Linked DNA regions of Homo sapiens: region 2 is linked to region 1. Evidence: read pairs that join two places in POLR2A ChIA-PET (ENCODE). Cell type or tissue: HepG2. All regions are shown on one strand. Each heading gives the region's core, and the rest is flanking DNA. Links, peaks and the distances in the headings are about the cores only.

What was found. ChIA-PET counts read pairs that join two places held together with the same protein. Peaks named below come from ENCODE experiments on the same cell type or tissue, not always from the same donor. Only the 100,000 strongest peaks of a DNase experiment are listed, where the experiment ranks them.
Region 2: POLR2A ChIA-PET joins it to region 1 with 11 read pairs; 4 of 35 experiments call an interaction of 5 or more read pairs at or near these places.

What each region holds. Positions count from the first base shown.
Region 1 is chr6:1,264,661-1,273,001 of GRCh38, reverse strand. No RefSeq gene overlaps it. Among named protein-coding and RNA genes, the nearest start is that of FOXQ1, 43 kb to the left of the region's middle. In HepG2, for the core only: no CTCF peak of the experiment used is centred there; DNase peaks (open chromatin) are centred at 4,461, 5,241 and 5,651; H3K4me3 peaks cover 863 bases.
Region 2 is chr6:1,211,051-1,219,391 of GRCh38, reverse strand. No RefSeq gene overlaps it. Among named protein-coding and RNA genes, the nearest start is that of FOXQ1, 97 kb to the left of the region's middle. In HepG2, for the core only: a CTCF peak has its summit at 4,126; no DNase peak of the experiment used is centred there.

The sequences.
Region 1 (8,341 bases), core at 146-8,145:
ACATATAAGGAATAACCCAATAATAATATACAGTCATCCTTCAGTGTCTGTGGGGTGTCAGGTCCATGACTACACCAAATATCACCCTTGGGGTCAGGTTTCAGCCCATGCTGAGGTCCGGAGGGAGTGAGTCGATGAGTAGATAGCTGAAAGAACACTTGGGGGGCTGTAGGCAAGTGCAATGTGGTTTTATTCAGCAGCAGCTCTCATAAACAGCTTACTTATATTAGCTCTTTTACTTTGTCCTCTCATCAGCAGCTTTCCTACACTGTTCACCCTGTCTTGGCTGCTTAGTCCAGTGGCTCCCACCCACAACTGTGTGGCTGGCTCTCCCCTGCCTTCGGGTTCAGCAGCTTCACTCTTTCTCTCTCTGGGCACAAGCAAGCCGAGCTGTGTCCTGGCTCCCTCCTGTCCGTCTGCAAGATGGACAGCTTTGGCCCTCTTCCTTTCTCTGGGTGTGAGCATCTGTACAGTGTCAGCAGGACAATTATACTTTTTACAGGCAATAGTGGCTTAGAGTCAAATGATGAGCCTTCCCGTGTTATGGCTACATGGCTGTGATAGCAAGTGGAATTATGCACCTGCACTCTAAACTCGTGGAGTCATTCTGGATGTTTATCTCTGCCTATCCTTGACCAAAGTACAACCATGTTCCTTACAGGGGGATTGGTTCCAGGAACCTGTTTGGATGCCAAAATCCATGGATGCTCAAGTCCCTGATATAAAATGGCATGGTATTTGCATATAACCTAGAAACACCCTCCTGTGTACTTTAAATCATCTCTAGATTATTTAGAATAACTAATACATGTAAAGGCTAGGTAAACAGTTGTTGTATTGTTCAGTGAATAATGACAAGAAATAAAGGTCTGTACAAGTTCAATACAGAAGCAATCAAAAAATATTTTCTGTCTGTGGATGGTTGAATCCATAGATGCAGAACCCATGGATATGGAGGGCCAACTGTAATATGGGAGACAATTTTGCCTTGCTGTACCTGTATTGTAGTGACCCACTTTACCTGAAGACCTTAGGGGAGATCATTCTGGAGTCATGACAGCTGAGCTCAGTTAAGTGAATGTTTTCAAAATGAGGAAGGAGGAGGGCGTCTGGCCAAGGGCCATCTGCAAAACTTGGTGGTGCATTTGAGTAAGTTGTATACGGGGAATAGCATAGAGTTGTGTGGCTGGAGCCCAGTGCTTTTAGGAAAATGGGAAAGAGTGGGAAATGAGACAAGTGAAGTAGATTTTGCATCTGATGAGGAACTGCTCATATGTCTTGCTAAAGAATTTGGACTTCATCTAATGGACAGTGGGGGCTGCTGCTGGCTTTCAGCCCAGGAGTGCTATGGTGCTATATGCTTGAGGTCACACCGTTCTCCCCAGTCCCACGGCAGGTGGAGACCTTGAGGCCACACCGTTCTCCCCAGTCCCGCGGCAGGTGGAGACCTTGACTAGACAGCCTCCGCTTTGGCTCAGTGCTCTCTTTGTTCCATTCATCATCTGTAAAAAGGGCGTGATGTGTGAGGTTATTGAAAAGAATAAATACATGCTGCCTATAACCTACCTGAAAAACTCTAAGTGCGATGTAAAATGGTCATTGTTCTTAGTAAAGGAATTACAATGGCAATTGCCTAATTCCAAGCACGGCTGGATCCTAGCCCTTCCAGTTAGCCAATAACAGGGGCAGTGAGTTTGGACGAACAACTTTGTGCCCAGGTGCAAGTTTTCTGAATGTGTCAGACAGAGCACATAGAAAAATGAGGCCAAGTTGACTGTCGTTAAAGTTTGTCTTAAATATTTGATAATGCCCAGCCTGAGGGAATGTTTTCCTTCCCATTATTTATATATTACTTGCTTAAGATGTATTCCTATTCATTTCATAATTTCAGAGGCATCTCACTGTTGGGAAATTCTCAAATTCCAAAGCCTGTGAGCAGAGAAGGCAGCAGTTGATGGTACCCACAAGAGATCTTCAGGGGCCCCATTTGCTTCTTGAAATGCCAGGTTTAATCTTATGCCTAGAGGTTGGGTCTGTGGCCAGGGGAAGGGTCAGCTCTGGGCATGCATGCTGAGGAGGGCCGGCCCCACAGGAGTGAAATGAACAATGCCATCCTTCCCCAAGGAATTCTGCCCTAGGACCCAAAGGCAACAGATGCAGTGGCGTGCTGGTAAATGGTCACCAAATGTCTCCCAGCACGTGGTTCCCGTGTGAATGTTGGTTGATATTTTGTTTATTAATGTTTGTTAATGGTCATTGTTTTCATCATTAATTTTATATAAATTTTTTAGTTAATTGGTACTCTTGGTTTTTCTTAAAATTCTGTAGGCAGAATTTTCACAGATCATTGTATTTGAAGAGACCTCCACGAAGAATCAGCAGTTTTTACTGCAAGGTAGATTATTTAATAATTTCAGAGAAGGGTCTCATTATAAGGGACACAAGGCTGCCTTCCTCTCACTGGGCATCTCCCTAAATGCCTGGTGGCCCTCAGGAAGTCAGTGCATGTTCAAGTGTTCTTCAGTTAGCAAGTGAGATGAAGGTGAAACAATGAAGACACGATATGAACAGCCTCTTTGCAGAATTCAACAGTGGCTTTCAAATTCTGGAGGAATATCTCCTTAGCTATTTTGTGCTATTCACAATGTGATGTCCCCAGACAAGATACATTTTAAAATTCAGTCTCCAATCTATTATTTTAATAGCTTAATCTATTAACACTTTATCACTATCTTATGTCTAGACAATTGACAAAACAACAAACCAGGCCCTGATTTGTAGCATGTGACATTTTTCATGGTGTAAATGTTCCCATGCATGCACGGGTGATCTCAAGTGACTGTCCACAACCAGTGCACAGATTCTTGAAAATGTAACAGTTGGCTCTCCTGAGCCCACAGGAGCTGGTTGCAGACTACCACCCATGCAGGTAGAAATTAAAACTTTTTGAGAGCTAGTGACAGACAGGATCTTAGTTTCCATGATTTGAAAGAATCATGGACATTTGGAACAGCAGAGGAATACTGTGGGGAGCTGAGGGGAGGAAAATAACTGCATACACGATGGTGTTTAGCAGGAAAACCACCCCACTCTGTAAGGGATAATCAAATACATAACAATAGAAAAGAGAAAAGTGCAGAACTGCATAGACCTCAGAAGTAGCAAGATGCAGAGGGAGTCAGCCTGTTTAGGCTCTTTTTTAAAAATAAAATACTTGCTAAAGCTCTTCTCGGGCCATAGGTCCCAAGGTTTCCAGTATTTTTGACAGATGCTAATCCTTCTAATGCCCTGGGAGGCGCTGGCATCATTTATATGTTGAAGATGAGAAAATTGAGAAGGGTCTTGTGATTTGTGCTGAGGTTAAGGAGTCAAAGTCAGAGATGAGAAAAGATTTTATTATTTTAGGCTATTTGAGTCACTCTTTGTTAATGGAAACAAAACAAAACCCCACTTAGTAATCAAAGCACCACAGGCTTAGCGAAAAACGTTTAATTTGTGGGAACTCCCATTGGATATGTTGGTGAGCTAGGTAGGAACGCATTAAACCTGGTCAGGAATGAGGGGAGGAGAGCCTGGACCATGCTGGCTTGAGCTCCCTACCCTCAGTGGGGCAAGGGGAATACCTCCCAGGGTTTCCTGTTTCTTCCCCGTCATGTTGAAGTTCATCTGCCAATTTTTGAAGCCCTTCATAATCCAGGCCCATCACACTTCTTGGTGGGCACCAATGCTCAAAAAGCCCTGATGACTCTCCCACAGATAGGCTGGGCTCATCCCCTCTTGGCGCATACTACCAGCTAGTAAGGAAGAGAGCTCTGTCCACAGCGCATGCTAAGGGTGCCTGTGCAGTGTCCCATTTCATTCTCATACAAACAAATTGAGGTTGTTACTATCATTGTCCCACTTTATAGAGGAAATGGAGGCAGGGAGCCTCCACCCAGCTTACCTAAGCTCATGTAGTTAGTAAAACCTTTTACTAATAAGTAAACAAGCTTTTTACTAGCAAGCCTTTTAACACAGGACTAAATGTTCAAAATTAGGCTCACAATGCTGCATTCCATGTCCTGCAGTTCATGGAGTTCCTTTCCCCATTACTTTCCCTCTCAATCCAAGCCTGTCCCTCTTTTGGGCTCCCAAATGCTCAAGATCCTCATCAGTGTTCCATACAGCTACCTTCAGGAAAAGAGCTCCCATCCCATCTCTTCTGGGTTACTTGAGAAATTTGTCTATAGTGTGCAACTGTCATCCAAATGTGTCCTCTCTTGCCTGATATAGTATCCTATGCAGTGCTTCTCCAACAAAGCTATAAGCTCTTTAGGGAAAACAAGCATGTCTTCATTTCCCATAGCAGGGCTGTAGATAGACACTCAACACATACTCGGTGATGGATCGATTCAGGTCCAAGTCCAGCACCGTTTATTTACTTAGCATCTATAGCACCAGGCGTCAGACTGCGGATACAGAGATGAAAGACATTCCCTCTATCAAAGAACTTCAAATTCCAGTGGAGCAAGCCGATTAGCCAACAGTTACAATGCAATGTGATTAGCATGACCAAGGAAGGCCCAGATGAGGAGAGTCCTCTGGGAAGGGCTCGGTGAGAAGCTCACTTTTAAACCAGCCCAGCCTTTTGTTCTTTTTTTTCCAGAGACATGGTCTTGCTCTGTTGTCCAGGCTGAAGTGCAGTGGCATTATCATAGCTCACTGCAGCCTTGAACTCCTGGGCTCAAGTGATCCTCTTGCCTCAGCTTCCCAAGTAGCTGGGACAATAGGTGTGCACCACCACACCCAGCTAATTTTTAATTTTTTTTTTTTTTTTTTTGTAGAGACAGGGTTTCACTATGTTGCCCAGGCTAGTCTCGAACTTCTGGGCTCAAGCGATCCTCCCACCTTGGCCTCCCAAAGCTCTGGGGTTATAGGCATGAGCCACCGTGCCCGGCCCAGCTAAGCCTTGAAGGATGAGAGGAAACCAGAGTTCATCAGGAGGAGGCTGGGGAAAGCTAGGGCCCGGCACACAGTGCACGTTCTGAAGCTCAATGCATCTCCTGGGGTATTTCACCACATCTTCCTCGATGTGGCTTTCAACTACATTTAAGACCGAATTCTGCTTTCTTTCTATTATATTCATGAAAGTGTGGGGCCTGTTACTCAAGGGCCAGCAGTGATGTGAGGAATGCCAGGGCCGAGCTCACAGAGGAAGCGAGGCGGCAGAGCTCCATGCTCCACCTCCAGGGTCTCAGTGCCTTTTTTCCTGTGCAAAGTCGATATCCACTGAGAGACTTCAGCGTTTGCCCCTAAGGCTCAGATAGGCCACAGTGATTTTTTTTTCCCTATGAAATTTAAAAACAATCAATGTCCAGGGTGGACTTGGGGAAATCCTGTTTCATATTTTATCCTGAATGACTTCAAAACAAACCTGCTTTTATCTCTAAAACATTCCTTTCAGTTAAACACCTTGTGGGGCGCTTTATTGCTCAGTCTATTCACAATGGCAGTTTTTATAGAGACCCTTATTTTCAAAGAAATGCACACTGCCTGTTTACCTAATGGGCCAGACAATGACTAAGGGGCAAATTACATAAAGATCATTACGCGGACTTAGCATGTGCTCTCGTCCTGTGACTCACAGGGCAACTTGTTTGTGTTGCATTTATGGGCAGAGGTGCTTTAAAAAACATTTGATAGAGCAAGAATTGTGAAAGAATGCCAGTCATCGAAAACTTCTGCCCAAAGAGGGATGCTTTGACGGCTAGAGACAATGCTGTTGAAATCAAAAGTGTGCTGGGGTGCCACAGAGCTTTCCACAGCCCGACTGCCTCAACATGGTCCTTGATCCTCTGGGAGAGCAAATTCCAGGCTTAAACAGAAACCACCACTTTAGAAGTAGCCCAACTTCTCTCAAAGCACCAGCATTTATAATGCTTATCCTTGGCTGGGAGACCAGGATGGGGAAGAAACACCTTTTGTGATGCTGAGGAAGTAGTGAATAAAAGTGTTCCTGACTTCCATGGGGGATTTTTTAAAAATAGCTGGTGCTATTTTTTTTTTTCCTTTGAGACAGGGTCTTCTTGCTTTGTTGCCCAGGTTGGAGTGCAGTGGCTCACTGTAGCCTCAACTTCCTGGGCTTAGATGATCCTCCTATCTCAGCCTCCCGAGTAGCTTGTACTACAGGCAGATGCCACCATGCCCAGCTGATTTTCTGTAGAGACAGGGCCTCGCCATGTTGCCCAGGCTGGTCTCTAACCTCTGGGCTTAAGCAATCCTTCTGCCTTGACCTCCCAAAGTGCGGGGATTACAAGTGTGAGCCATTGTGCTGGCCCTACTGATGCTATTCTTTTTAATTATGGTAATATATATATAATATAAAATTAACCATTTAATCATTTTAGGCACACAGTCCAGTGGTGTTAAGCACATTCACACTGTGGGAAACCGTCACCACCATCCGTCTCTGGGCTTTTTAGTCTTGTGAATGGAAACTCTACCCATTGAACAATAACTCCTCCTCTCGTGACCCTGGCAGCCTCCACTGTACTTTCTGTCTCTATGGATTTGCCTACTTTAGTGCTTCCTATAAGAGGAATCACACAGCGCTCATCCTTTTGTGACTGGCTTATTTCACTGAGCACTATGTCTTCAAGGTTTATCCAGTGGTAACCCATGTCAGCGTTTCCTTCCTTTTAAAGGCTGAATCATATTCTGTTGTGTGGATGGACCACAGTTTGTTTGTATCTGTTAATGAACACTTGGGTTGCCCAGGGGGTAGATTTCTATTCCGTATCTTAACAGTTGAATGAGCGTGTAGGGCCATGAGTGTCAGGTGTGCTTGGCAATTTGCAACCCCGCCACCAGCTTTTTGCTGCCGAGCCTCCATGGTGTTTGAGTAGCACGTCCTTTAGGAATCACACCTGCAGCTTATGTCGAGTCCATCCCACTCCTGGATGGATCTCTCCTACCTGCAAGACGATTGGCATCACAGGTGTTTGCTGGTGGTGCTCGTTCCAGTGTAAGGTCAGTGGCCTACAAGGAAAGGAAGCTCTTTCCACCTTGGCCTCGAGTGTTGCTCTGTTCTTTCAGCTGTGCTCAACAGCTAGGAAGAGTCCAGGCTGGGACCACTGGGACCCGTACCCTTGCTCCTTCTTCCCCTTCATTCCATGGAGTGCTTTCCCTCTGCAAAGATCACATTTACAAGACTTCTGTGCAAATGAAATGACTTGATTTGGAATTTCTTTGTGATTAGGAAGATATTTCAATGTTGTTTTAACTCTTGACCTCAGGCTAACATGTAGGAGCCAGGATTCAGTTAATCCATTAATGCCTATAAGAGAAAGTTCTAATTTACTTTTGAAATACATTGCAAATGTGCCTTGTACTAACCTTCCTAATTATTATTTTTTCCTTATAGACTAAGAGTGAAATTAGCATTTGCATTTTCTAAATGAATTGGTGGACAGAGAAAGGAAGTCAGTGACATCCTTGGGTATGAGAAAAGTCAGCCCAGAGTTGGGGGGGCTTATAAAATTGGGAATGGCTGGAATGGAAAACCCGTTGGGTTCCACCTAGCGCCCTCCCCCTCCCCACAGACTTCCCCTACCCAGAGAGTGGCTGGAACACACCAGACCCTCCACAACAGCATTTTTAAGGCAGCTTTCAGGTATTCAGAGAAAGACAGACTCTGCGATGCAAGTTTTGGAAATTTGGTTCCACAAAGTTAGTTTTTCTTTTTTCTTTCCTGGAGCAGAACGCCTCATAATTGCTCATTCAGCAATTTTCACTGGGTGTGGACTGTGTGCAGGCTTTGTATAAGAAACACCAGTATGTTCCTGCCTTCCTGGAGACTGAAGTCTGGTGCAGCTCATAAGATGCTAATTTCAAAGGGGGTGATAAAGTAGGCAGGGTCCCCAAAATGCTTAACAATGAAAGGAGACTCTCTTGGGAAAACATTTCCTTTCACACGTGACTCGTGGGGTGCACTTTGTATTTGTGTTTTGTTTTAGAGACAGGATCTCTGTCACCCAGGCTAGAGTGCAGTATCACGATCATGGCTTACCTCAGCCTTGAACTCCTGGGCTCAAGTGATCCTCCCACCTCAGCCTCCAGAGTAGCTGGGACTACAGGTACATGCCACCACACCAAGCTAACTTTAAAAAATGTTTTTGGTAGAGATAAGGTCTCATTATGTTGCCTGGGCTGGTCTCAAACTCCTGGGCTCAAGCTATCCCATCACCTCAGCCTTCCAAAGTGCTGGGATTACAGGTGTGAGACACTGCGCCTGCCGGTGCCCTTCGGATGGCACTGTGGTGCAGTGAGGACGTTAAGTAGAAACTCGGTGCCATTATGGTAA
Region 2 (8,341 bases), core at 129-8,128, 54 kb after region 1:
ATTGTGTCTATCTCATAGGATTGTGGTAAGCACTAAATGAATACTTCTAAAGCCCTAAAGCCCTGGACAGAGGCCTGGCATATTGTGACGACATGATGATGTCCACTCTCAGCTGGAAATAGAAATGGCAGGCTTGCTGTGGTTGAAGTGGGGTGGGGGGTCTGGACCCACCCACGAAGACCTCCCCTTCACATGAGGCCCAGCTGCACTTTGGCATGGACCCAGCTACCAGCTATGCTTGTCATCCTGTGGCTGCCCTCAGCTACTCCTGTGCAGAAGTCAGTGAGTGTGCACCTATATCATGGCTACGAGACACTCAGTGTGAAACTGCACATGCTCACGGCATCTGAAGCAGTGGATTTGCTTGGGTGGCAGCACCCATGTTTGTACAACCCCGTGTTTCTTAGATGAAAATGGAGCAATCCTCCTGCACGTGTGTGCTCCCGTCTAAGGGTATAGGATTCAGCACTGAGAGTCATACTTTCCACTGGAATTGCTTTGCTGGACTCTGGTGACCTTTGATTAATGTCCACTTGACCCTTGAAGGACACAAGTTTGAGCCGCACCACTCACTTACATGTGGGTTTTCTTCCACCTCTGCCACCCCTCCTCCTCCTCCTCTTATGATTTTCTAAATGACATTGTCTTAGTATACAACACATGTAACATACAAAATACATATTAGTCAACTGTTTATGTTATCAGTAAGGCTTCTGGTCAACAGTGGGCTATGAATAGTTGTGTTTTTGGGGAATCAAAAGTTATACGTGGATTTTCAACAGCCCGGGGGGTGGAGTTGGTACCCTTAAGGTCAAATATATTAGTCAATTAACATGCATTGATTAGGCCTACTTTACAGTCAAAACTAGACTGGCCATTACCAGGACTGCTCTTCTGTTTTAGACACAATCCCGCCCTCTGGGAGATTAAAATGTAAGTGGAAAGAGACATGTGTCATGTTCAGAAATGGTTGAATTCAGAGTGTGTCTGTCACAAAAAAACATGCATGTTGGAGTCATTGACGAGCTGAGTTTGAGTTTCCAGTTCTTTATTTGTACACTCTTGTGTCTCTGAGTGTTTGCAGGGATTGAATAAAGCTGTGCTACAAACTGTACAGCACAAGGGATACTCGAATGTCGTAAATCATTTCAATGAAAATCAGTCTTTCTCTGTTAATTCATTAGGCAAAAATGGTCGGGTATGTTTTCATCAAATGTATTGGGAGTGTTTGGAATTTCTGACTTAAAATACGGGTGAAGTCGACACTCTGTGACTCGAGGTCACGTCACCCTGGAGTTGGCAGATATGACTTTATATTCCAGTTCTGGTGGGCAGACCTTCACCTTGGTTCCACAGAGTCCCAGTTCTAATGACAGGACTGCGACTTGGGCCCTGTGACTGAATCCACCTTTAGAAACTTCCAAGGACCCAGCCGGTTTTAGGATTGAGGCTTTACTCTTACTAATCTCCCTTTCAGATGTGAGATTCCGGGCCCTGAAGCCCAGCCCCACAGCCTGCCGATGGGACAGGTGTACACCTCCACTTGAGGCAGGATGTACCTCTCCCTGGACACCTCTCCCCAAACCACTAACATGGGTGTGCTCCAAGTCCTGGCCCTTGGAGGACTTCCCCACCCTGCTTTGCAAGAGTATGACAATACCCTTGTTTAGAACATTCTATCAGAGGACATTATGTGGTCCATAAAAATGGTTTAGCCCGTTATGCTAGTTTCTCTTGAAGGCAGATGGTAAAGTCAGTCCCTGAAGTGTGAGAAGCCGATGGGGATGTTTTGCATGCGGAGAGAGTGTGGTCTCAGGCTGAGCATTCCAGATGGCTGCAAAGGCATAAATCAAGAGCAGTTACTGATCAGAAAATAACAAGGAGGTTGTCATTTAAAATTTACAAACATTTACTGGATCAGAAACCCTGTGGGCTTTGGAGATACAGAATGGAGTCCGGTTCAGCTCCCACTGGGACAGAGAATTCAACATAGCCGCAAAGAGAAGCAGGCTGGACAGACAGGCCCAGTCTTCAGCAACCAGGGGTCCATAGGGCCCAGGTTCAAAGGCAAGCAAATGTTTAAATGAGTGGAACAGTTAATTAGTGACAAGGCTATGAGACTCAGGCTTAGGAAGTTTTTAAGAAAATTCTCACACAACTGGTACAGTAAAACAAAAAACTAAGTTGCTATAAATACCATTTTTCGTGTTAAGAAATGATATTTTCTTTAGAAACACCATGGATGAGTGTGTTGTTATATATATGTATTTTTTTCTTGTCTGTTAATCATAGCAGAAAACATCCCATCCAATAAGCCAAAGTTAGTTTAAACAGGACTTTCATTCTCCTGGCAGTAATTAATTGGAATGCAAACGTATTATCTAGATAGCCAGTTTACATTTTTAAAAAATTACAAAAATATCTTTTTAAAAAATCATGCAATAATAAATAGCAACAATAAAATCGCTGACACTGGTTGATTCTCATGTGCCAGGCATTATTTACACTATCTCATTTAAACCTCTCAATTACCCTCCTAGGCCAACTCCGTTGTTATCTCCATTTTAAAGATGAGGTCGAGGTTCAGATCAGTTAAGTCACTGGTCCAAGGTCACACAGCCAGTGGCATCGAGCAATTGCCTCCTGACCAGGTTCTTCACTCCTCTACTACACACAATAGCAGGAAGAACAGCTTCAATTCTCCAGGCTGTTTCTTAGACGCTCTAAGTAGGAAGTGTTTCTGGCTGCACTTCCATTTCAAGGGAAAGATATGAATGGCATTTGAGACATTTGTTTTAAATTACTGAGCTTGTTCAGCTCAGATCAACTGGCACTCAGGTTGCCCAGGTGAGGCAGCTTTTTATAGAGAGGTGCTGAAAAAAAAACGCCACTTCATTGTCAGCTGTCACAGTGACATACATGTCAGGATGTCACCTGGCATAAGAGCGGTTGTTTACAGACTGAGCTTACTGTATACCCAAATAGTGTGTTGGTGTATTTATGTCTTGCTCTTGGACAGGGCCAGGGCCAGAGTGAGGCAGGCAAGGTACAGAGGGGAAGTTGCTCCCCCTTTGTGCTGCCCTGAGAATTCGTCGTCCTCGGACTTTGCTGTTGGCCTCATTCTTCTCACTCTAACCCACTGGGCCACTTCAGAAGAGCTAGGCATTCACAAAGAGGCAGGAGAGCAGGAAAGCAAGGTGCATTCTTCTGACTCAAGATCCATGCGTGTTTCTGTGGATTACTTTGACTTCCCTGTGTGTCTCTTGGGTTTGGGAGGGAAGAGGGAGCAGCTGCTCAACTGGTTAGAATCTCACTCCACGTTGCAGGCGGATGCAAGCAGGACCTGGGTAGGCTGCTACCGCTGCTGCTGGTGTAGATCCTAGAAGCCTGAAGCACTGGAAGCCTTCCTTGGCCTCTCCAGTTTTCGCTCCAGCCTTCCCCACTGCGCTCTGTGCCAGTGTGAGTTTGGCCAAGTAGGAGCTGGGGCGGGTGATGGTGTTGAACAAGGAGGTCAGGCTGGGGTTAAACGGACCCTGCTGTCTCCCAGAGGGGCCTGAGTGGGCGGCTTCCCTCAGAGCCCGGTCTCAGCTCTGGTTGGGGAAGGTCCCTCCTGGAGCCCTCCATCCCCAGGCACGGGAACGGCTGCCTGCCCTTGCCCTTTGGCCCAGGAGTGGTAGAAGAGCTCTGTTCTGTGCCCACACGTCAGCACCGTTCCATGCCCCATAACCCTTATAGGCTCCTTTCGGGATCAGTCCCTTGTCAAAAGGCCACCTTGCACCCTCTTCTTTTTAAAATTGAGACAAGGTCTTGTTCTGTTGCCCAGGTTGGAGTATAGTGGTGCCCTCACAGCTCACTGCAGCCTCAACTTCCTGGGCTCAAGTCATCCTCCCACCTCAGCCTCCCAAGTAGCTGGGAATACAGGTGCAAGCCATCATGCCAAGCTATTTTTTTTTTCTTTTTGTAGAGACAGGGTCTCACCATGTTCCCAGGCTGGTCTTGAACTGCTGGCTCAGGCCGTCCTGTGCCTCTGCCTCCCAAAGTTTTGGGATTTCAGTTGTGAGCCACCATGCCTGGCCCCTGCACTCTCTTTTATGCTCTTTCACTTGCAATGACCTGAGGGATACAGCTGGGGACAGTCACACCATGAGCTGTGCAGCAGCCTGCCCGATGAGCTCTTCAAGAAACCGAGTCTAAGAGTAAGATGGCCTCAGGCCAGGCCTGCAGGATGAGCTCCTCAGACTGTAGCTGTAAATTCTATTGAACCTCCAGGCTTGCAAATGTCCTTGGGTGGTTGACAAAGCTGGCTGTCTACAGCCTTCTTAGTTGTTCCAGTTCTGGCTTATTGGACAACATGGAAAGCAAACCTTGGTGGTGAATGTATCTGTTTCCAGAGTGGAATTCATGCCAGTTGCAGCATGGAGCTGAGAAGACAAGAAACTTCTCTAGGTCTTGTGGGCAGGAGTGGTTCCCGGTTTTCTGGGGTCCTGATGATTTCCCAGGTCCCTTTAAGAACAAGAATATAAAATTCTCTTTTGTTTGTTTTCATGTTGATCCAAATTAAAAATAGCTTTTTTTTTCATTTGATGAGAGTGTTTTATTGTTGCCGTGTTTTATCATATTTGAAGAGAAACAAAAAGTTAATTTTATGGCAATCCCAGGCTTTGATAAACAACGATTTCTGTTCTCACAGCATGTGTAGCAGTAGATAATAAGCCTGCCACCATTCAATTGAATAAACGCATCAGTTGACAGTAAGATCAATAAGAGATATTAAACCCTTTTCCCAAATACACACACACACACCACACACACACACACACACACACTCATATTCCACAAAGGCATGTAAACTAAAATAATAAAAATAACTTTTTGATTACATAAATGATAAATGATTATTGTAGAAAGACCTTTTAAACAGTATAGAAAATTGTAAAGAAATTACAGTGATCTGGAACTGTGCTAGCCCTGTCTGTTGATGCTGTGTTGAGGCCCATGCTTCTTGCATCTCTTTGTGTGCATGAGTATATTCACCCTCACCTTTCACCTCGCGCTTCTCCACCTCCATCCCCCAGGCTCTTTATATAATTATCTTCATGGTCATAGAACTATATGGGGTTATTTGGGTAGCTACCCACACACATACATGATTGTATTTTTGTCATTGTTTATTCTAAAAAAATAGAATCCTTATTCCATGCACTTTTGCTAGGACTTGCATATCTCATTATAGATACTCCTCGAGCCTTTTGGCATAGATCTAGCAGATTCTTTTTCTGTTAGATCTATGCCAAATGAAGCATAGATGATGCGTGTTAAACATACAGAAAAGAAGATATTTTACAGAAAACACCCTTATGCCCACTACCTCGATTCTACCATTAACCTATTACTTATACTTATTTTCCATCTATCCATCTCTGTAACCATCCAATCCATCTTATTTTGGGGGAATGTATTTCAAGGAAAGTTGCAGACTTCTCAGCATACTTCCCCCTAAACACTTTGCACACATGCCATTAGCTAGTGTTCAATATTTTTTTCCTTCAAGGTAAATTTTATTTACATTCTAAAGCACTAATATTGAGCAAATTATTTGATGAGTTTGGATGATGGCATACATTTGTGTAACCGAAATCCCTATTGAGATACAGAGCAACACTATAACCCCAAAAGGTACCCTTGTGCCCCCCCACCCAATGAATTCCCAATTCCCCCACCCAGGGACAAACTGTATTCTGATGTTTCCTACCATAGATTAGTTTTGCTGCGTCTAAAACTTCATATATATCATATATGAAGTCATGATATATATGAAGTCCTTACAATATCAGGGTTTCTTCCCAGCTTTTTCTCCCCTTGAGCAGTATTCCATTTTATGAATATACCACACTTAGTTTGTTCATTCTCTCATTGATAGACACCTGGGCTGTTTTCAGATTGGTGCTATTATAGAGAAAGCTGCTATACAACTCACTCTTTTTAGTGACTATATAATATTTCAATGTATGCATTTATAAAATTTATTCAAGTATCTATTTTGATATTTATTTAGTCCTCTCTTTCTTTCAAAACTTTTTGGCTACTATGCGATTGCTATGATGTGAAAATCTTTGACCCATGATGCTTTTATTTTCATAGACTAGATTTTTGGCAGTGGGCTTGCTAGGTTGAACAGCATGTATTTCTCTAGGCTTGTTTGAATAGATGTTGTCATGCTTTTGCAGCAAGGCAGCCGCTGCTGACATTTCCAGCAGAAGTCTGTGAGTGCTCCTAACCAGCTTCCCTGCTGGTGCAGTGTCACCAAGCTCAAATGTTTTTCCTTGTTGAGAGTTACTCATTTTCATTTTCCTAAGTACCAATGGAGCTGAGCATTTTTTTATATGTCTGCTGACCATTTGGGTATGTTCTGCAAATCACTTCATTTCTTTTGCCCATTTTACTTTTAGGTTGTATGTCTTTAACAATCTGTGAAAGCTCTGTGTATATTATGGACAATTACCTTTATCTACAGATAATTCCCTTTAAAATGTGCAGTACAGATATTTGTACCCAGTGTATCATTTTTCTTTTGATTTTATTAGCACTATATTTTTATCTTAGATATTTAATTTTTTTCTGTAGGCAATCAAGTATATATATAATTATACTCTCTATATAAATACATCCTCTATAAATAAATATATGTGTATTTCTGTATACCTTCTGAGCTCCTACCACCTTTTTTTCTTTTCTTCTGTTTTGCTTGCTTGTTTGTTAAAAGATCTACCTATTCTCTAGGTCATATGTATATTCTCCTAAAATTTACTCTAAATTACTGTTATTGTTAATTACTTTTTTTTTAATACTTAAACCTTTACTTCCTTTAGTGTTAGTTTTCCATGTAGTGTGGGTGGTGCTTCAATTCTCTTTTGTTCCAGATGGAGAGCCATTTGTGCCAACATCATTCATTTGATAAACTCTACCCACCAAACTAAAATACCAACTGTACCATTTATTACACTCTCATGTAAATCTAGATCTGTTTCTGGATTCTCTGTTTTGTCTCATTGGCCTGTTTGCCTTTCTCTAGATCTGTTTCTGGATTTTCTGTTTTGTCTCATTGGCCTGTTTGCCTTTCTCTAGATCTGTTTCTGGATTTTCTGTTTTGTCTCATTGGCCTGTTTGCCTTTCTCTATGTCAATATCATTTATAGTGACTTTCTTGTATGTCTTAGTAGCTGGCAAGGCAACCCCTTCACCCCCCAAGTCCTAAAACCTTTTATCTTTGTTATCTTTGGGCACTTACTTTTCCATATGAACTTTAAGATAACTGTATTCAACTCACATTTCCCCTGAATCCACTAGGATTAAATTGAAATTATATATTAATTTTTAGAAATATTGACATTTTATAATATTAAGCCTTCTTCCTTCAATAAGATTTTACAGTTTTCTACACATACCCTGAACAACATTTCCTATCAGATTTTGTCTTCTTTTATAGACTTATTCCCTGTTATGAATTAGCATTTCCCTAATATCAATTTTTAGATCTTTAATATCAGTATAGAAAAAATGTTAATGATTTTCATATGTTTATTGTGTACATAGATCCTTACCAAATTCTTCAATGAATTCTAATGGCATTCCCCACCCCCCCCTTTAAGTGCTGAATTTTATGTGTATAAAATCGTATTACTAGCGAAAAAAAAGGTATCTATACTCTTCCAATGCTTAAATGTACTGTTTTCTTTCCTTATGTCATTTTCCAGACTGCTAAAACTATGCTGAATAGCACTGGTGATGGGGGAACCCCTGCCTGTTCCTGATTTTAGTGGAAATGACTTTAGCTTTTAGCATTTTTCCACTTACAATCATGGTGGTAGTTGGATTTGGGTAAGGATCCTCTATTATATATAAAATATTCCGTTTCTATTTCCATTTAACTGAGGCTTTGGTAGAAGCAGCTGTTTCAGTTTTATAAAAGTTCTTCTGGTCTCAGTTGGTATGTTTATATGATTCTTCTTCTTGTGGATATAATAAATTATGTTGATATGTTTTCTCATAGTGAGCACCGGGCCATTCTTGGTGTAAAGCTGACTTGATGAAACTCTGTTCTTTTTAGATGCTGAATTTCATGTTAATTTTTTATTCAGAATTTTAGCACAGTTTTTACTCATAAAAGATATTTATTTATAGGGTTATCTTAGGTACTACACTAATTTTTTTATCAAGTTTTGTTATTAAGAACACATTAATTTTAGAGAATGAGTTGGGGAAATTCTCATACACAAATACGTATTACGTTAAAATTAACCGTAAAGAAATATTAGTAGGACTTAGCTTTGAAGCCAGCTGAC